Linked DNA regions of Homo sapiens: region 1 is linked to region 2. A link is a contact called in ENCODE Hi-C data. All regions are on one chromosome and are shown on one strand. Each heading gives the region's core, a stretch centred on a gene start or an enhancer-like site at or near the end of the contact. The rest is flanking DNA. Distances are from core to core; before and after follow the strand shown.

What was found. Hi-C counts contacts between places; a loop is a spot of excess contacts on that map.
Region 1: a loop to region 2 is called in a map of vagina, with 4 times the contacts of the local background. The contact joins the promoter of TEX35 here to the enhancer-like site in region 2. A Hi-C loop is called at or near these places in 3 of 168 maps with a recorded cell type or tissue (IMR-90, chondrocyte and vagina).

The regions. Positions count from the first base shown.
Region 1 is chr1:178,511,712-178,514,411 of GRCh38, reverse strand. TEX35 (testis expressed 35) reads right to left here and starts at 1,303. Exons shown (of 9, transcript NM_032126.5): 1 at 1,185-1,303; 2 at 335-385. The coding sequence starts at 1,223. LOC101928866 (a long non-coding RNA gene) reads left to right here and starts at 1,362. Exons shown (of 6, transcript XR_001738307.2): 1 at 1,362-1,770; 2 at 2,130-2,336.
Region 2 is chr1:178,010,302-178,013,001 of GRCh38, reverse strand. The region is part of intron 7 of CRYZL2P-SEC16B (CRYZL2P-SEC16B readthrough); the gene reads left to right. It also overlaps the pseudogene CRYZL2P. Among named protein-coding and RNA genes, the nearest start is that of CRYZL2P-SEC16B, 26 kb to the left of the region's middle. RefSeq lists a silencer at 1,321-1,521. Within about 2 kb of position 1,386, at least 2 of the 41 ENCODE cell types and tissues checked have a DNase peak (open chromatin) inside an H3K27ac peak, as active enhancers do.

The DNA.
Region 1 (2,700 bases), core at 54-2,553, 500 kb before region 2:
TCTTACTCTGCCTTTGCAAAGCCAGAGTCTTGTCCTTCAGCTCTCAGCTCAAAGGAAGGCCTTTCCCTACCACCCACTCCACGGCAGCCACTCAGACATGTCTCCCTGTCTTGATTCCCAGCAGAGCAGGTAACACTGCTGAATGAGTCCTTGTTCGTTTATGTATCTGATTGGTTACAGTGTGAAGTTCTATGAGAGCAAGAACTCTCAGTGCATCCCCCAGCACCTGGGACAAATCTTGGCCACTAGGATCAGCAAATGACCCCTGACTCCTGGTCACTTCCCCATGGATCTCAGGCCTGGCTGCCTGCATGGCCTCAAAAGGGCTTCTTACTTTGGTCGGCTCTGGCTTCAATTCCAGGCAAACTGCCTTGTAGTTCTTGCTCTGCAAAAAGAGGAGACTGAGATTCAGGCTGGCAGACATCAGGATTGGGGAGGAGAACATCTGGCCCTTGCACGGGAACCCTGCCCCCTGCCCCCCACAACCATGCAACCCTGCCTGTCCAACTGGCTTGAGCTCAGGCTCACAGACCCCGCAGCACCCGGATCCGATTCCTAACAAATCACATCTTGTCGTGCTGTCCTCTTCCTATGGGCGTGTGTCTGCCTATTTGGCAGGCAGCCCTCTCCCTGCTGGAGGCGCCAGCGTGGAGAAAGCACTTTAAGATAACTAGAAGCAAGCCCCGGAAGTGTTGTTTCCAGAGCAAGGGCTTTGGCCATAGGCAGATTTGCACTATAGTCTCAGCTGACCTCTCTACTATCTCTGTTATTTTGGGTGAGTTGCTTAGCCTCTCTGAGCCCCCATTTCCTCATCTATAAAATCGACGTGATGATTATATTTATCTAATAAGGTTATTCTGAGCCTTAGCCCTGCTGGTTAGATGTGGGCCTGGCAGGCCTGGCATGGGCCGTGGAACCATGAGTGGTCTTGGAGTAGGGAGTGCTCCCTTGGCAGTGCTCCTCATCCCCAGAGGGAGGCAGCAGAGGCCTCTTTCCTTCCCACCCCCAAGGCTAGGGATTAATCCCACACCCCTTCCAGACTGAGAGGCTGCTTTATGCTCAGTACAGAGAAAGAAAAACCAGAGATTCATGCGAGCATTCTCTGTATCCCTTGCCCCGACACCATCTCCATTCAGTAGGAGCTCAGAGAGGACCCACACTGTCCAGCAATGTCTCTCTTTTACCAGATGTGTTTTCTTCAATTCTGCCCTCTTGGCCGACATGATGGAGGAGGCCAGGGTGTTCTTCAACTCCCCACAACAGCCCCTGGGACCAGGCCACTGTCCTAGGCAACTTACAGGTCAAGGTGAGGGCAGGGTGACCACCCCTTTGTGTACGGAACAGCTGAGGTCACAATGCCAGGACCCACATGGTGGTCCAGAGCGTCACCACAGCTTCAGGCCTGGGGGGCTTCGGCCACTGAGATGAGGGGTTCAGGCCAGGTTTCAGAGTCCCACCAGGCCTCCCTCTTGCAACAGAAGGAAAGTCCACACTGAGGAGGATCATGGCCTGCTACGGTCGAAGTGCAAGGCACGCGTCAGAAGCAGTGGCTCCTTCTGCAGCAGGACTCACCTACTGACTCAGAAGGACGTCCTCCAGGGACAGCCAGCTCCTCCTCTGAGCGCACAGCCCATGTCCTCTGCTGTGCGCTCCTCGCGCGAACCGACCCCACCTCGGACCGGAAGCCACCTTGGGCTGGAGGATGCCATGAAGTCTCTCTGGTTCAACGTGCATGCACCGTCTCACTTAACCTGGGTTACTCTGTATGAGGTGGGGTAGCCAGTCTCAGCAGGATGGTTTCTGATGCCTCTGACCTCACACTGCCCCTGTCCCACAACCACCCCCAGACCCCTGCCCACCTAAAAATTCTCTTTTCCTAGTTCTTCTATCATCCGGGAAGAGGGTTGGGACAAGAAGCTAAAGATAAGAAGCTTTTCGGGCAAATGAAGAATACTAAAGAAAAGGCCATTCTGCGGGTAGCCATAGTTTGTGCTAAAGTAGACAGTCAGAGGAACATGGCACCCCATGGGATAAAAAATCACTGGGGATCTGGGTTGGTGAAATTGATTTCTCTTTTCCTCTTATCACTGGTCATTCACTTCCTTCTTCCCTCTCATTTCAACTGCTAGTTGCACAGAAAAGGCCAACATGGACATCTGAGGACAGACAGCACAGGAGTACAGGAACTAATGCAAATTGCATGTGAATGACATCCCCATGCAGGCCACTACTGACCACACTTACCCTCCCATTTCACACACCTGCTTGGGACTATCCTTCCTGGAGGCCACTGGAACTTCTGGAGCCACCTGCAGCACTTCTGATGCATTTCCTAGGTGGTGATTTCCCAGCCCTGACACTGGTGACAGCTGTGGGTCTTACTCCACCATAGCCAGAGGAGAATGTGTCTGCCACTGCATCAGCGGAAGGAGAGGGAGTTGGGGGTGGTCACCAGCTTCCCAGGCTTCACTTTCCCCACTTATAAATGAGGGGCTGGAACTTTTCAGTTTCCTTGGACCTTTTAATTCAGCCCTCTCAGATCTGATGGCCTCGTGGTAGGAATGCCCTTCCTCTAAGGGAATTACAGTGAAAATGACTGACTCCATCTCAACATCCACCAGCCCCGTGAAAATGTGCCCCACCTCCTTCTGCTAATTTTGGCTTGGGGGCCTCCTGGACCTGCAGTAGAGCTTCCCTTGC
Region 2 (2,700 bases), core at 137-2,636:
GAAGCTGGAGGTCATTATTCTAAGTGAAGTAACTCAGGAATGGAAAATCAAATACCGTATGTTCTCACTTATAAGTGGGATCTAAGCTATGAAGACTCAAAGGCATAAGAGTGATATTAATGAATTTTGGGGTCTCGGTTTGGGGGAAGATTTGGGGGATGGATAAAAGGCTACATATTCGGTACCATGTATACTGCTGGGTAATGGGTACACTAAAATCTCAGAAATCACAACTAAGTAACTTATCCATGTAACCAAAAGCCACCTGTACTCCAAAAACGATTAGAAAAAAAACCCAGTCCCACTCATCTCACATATACTCATTCATTCATGATTTATTTTATTCATCAAACATTCACTTTATGTCAGTCAATAAAAAGTAAGATTTAGTCTTGCCCATGAGGAGTTTATGTTTTAGTTGGGAAGATCTCAGGACAGTACTATGATGGGGGAGAGCCAGTTTCTAATGAATGCACACATCAATATGATATATTTAGAAAACTCTAGGTTACTTTGATTATTCCTGATTGATGAACTAGTTAAAAATTCCAACAGCAGAACCTTCATATCCTAAAACAAAAGCAGTGTTTTTATCTTGCTGCAAATTCCAGGTTGCATATCTCCAGAGACAAATTTAATTATGGCTTCATCCACCTGAAGGCAGAAAACCAGAGTGCTGGGAACAGCCTGTGTATCTATTACACCTAGGCATCAGTATTGTACAGTCTTCCTCTCTGTAACACAGCCTGTAGAATCCAGGAGGAAAGCGTCCCTAGTCTATCTGAAGTAGCTATCAAAAGACTCTGGTCTAAAGCCATGCATTTTACTTTTTAGTTTCTCACTCAGAGCCTTATCACTTTTATTAAACTTCCAGTCCTTAACACCACTGAGAGTCTGTTTTCCCAGCCCGGACAGAGACCACCAGGTAGAAAGGGACAGAGTTGGGTTATTTTTAGAAGCAGCTACAGTTACAACAGAAGTGGCAACTGGACATGGAGAGGTGACAGAATATCAGAAAAATAGAAGGTAAAATAATGGATGTTCAAAATTTTGAAATGCTGAAGTCATGGAACAAGATTATGCTTTCCCCCAGTATTCTCTGTAATAGAAGTCACAGAAATATGTGATACATTTTAATAAAGATTTTTATGCAAAATGATTAAAATTAGCTTGAGCATTTGAAGGGACAGCTTTCTTTTTATGTTAACATTTATTTGCAGAAGACCTTGACTCCCTTAGGATGCCAGGTGAAAAAGTATCACTAGCTTTAATAATATTTATTTTCTCAAGTATTTTCTATTGTCGGGCTATGACACATCTCTGGGAACAAGTTACTTCTAACTGACAGGGAGAATGATGCAGCTGTGAGTCACCTGGAAATGACTGACAGGGGGGATGAGTGTTTCAAACATCTGTCTTAGACCTCTTCCACCTCCTCGTCGAGAGTCTAAACTTGCTTAGATGGGAAAGGTCTCTGTAAGGCACAGAGCTCTGAAAAACAGATGTTTTCAGAGGATTTCATGCAGGGATTTCATGCAGCAGAGAGATTGCCATGATTGATTTGTTCCTGTACTTATTTTACTTTATTTTTTGTATTTTTTTTTTTTGAGAATCTCAAACGGAAAGGGTTGATTAATCATAATCGTCATTTCAAAGTACATTTTCATTGTTGGGCCATGGACAGCTGATCTTTTGTTTTTATGTCTGTATATTTATGAATGTCTGTATTATTCCCTTTCCCCTCATTTCCCACTGCCTCTCCCCACCTTTTCCTTCCTTCTGAGCCAGTCTGTGATGAGTTTGATATGCATCTTTGGATTTGCATTTCCTTGTAAAACAAATAGAGTTAATTTGTGTGTTAATTTCTTTTTAAGTTACATAAATGGTGTTATGCACTAGACCTTGTTCTGTTTCATATAACTCAGTCGGTGCTTTTTAAGATCCATCTGTGTTGCTGTTCCTGTATCCAGTTCATTGCTTCCCACTGTTACATCGTGGTGCATCGTATGCATCCACCACAGTTTATAGATTCATTTTCTACTGATAAACTTTGCGGTTGACTTGATGCCCTAATCAAATCATAATAATCAGTATGGCAGTAAACAGACTTATTGCACAACCTTAGGGACTTGTGCAAAGGTCACGTTGGGGTTATTTTCCCAGGTGTAGATTGTTGGGTCATAGGATGTATGCATACTTAATTTGACTGCCAGTTACTCTCCAGAATGACTTGACCAGTTTATGCCTCTATCGTCAATCAGTACGTGAGAATTCTTGTTTATTTGTCACCCTGTTGATATGTCCAACGTTCAGAATTTTGCCAAACTGGTAAGGCGTAAAGTGGCATCTTACTATTTTACTTTGAATTTTCCTGATTTCTAATACATTTAAGTATCTCTTTATATATTTGGTATCCATTCAGGTTTCCAGTGCTTTGAATTGCAATTTAAGCTCTTTGTGTAGTTTTCTATTGGGCTTCCTGTCTTTGGGTTTTGTTCTTGTTTTTTTGAGATGAGGTCTTGCTCTGTCACCTAGGCTGAAGTGCAGTGGCACAATCATGGTTCACTGAAGGCTACCTCTGGGCCTCAAGCAATCCTCCCAAATTCAAGTGAGTTCCTACCTCAGCCTCCTGAGCAGCCGGGACTACAGGCATGTGCCACCATGCCTGGCTAATTAAAAAAACCTTTTTAATAGAGATGG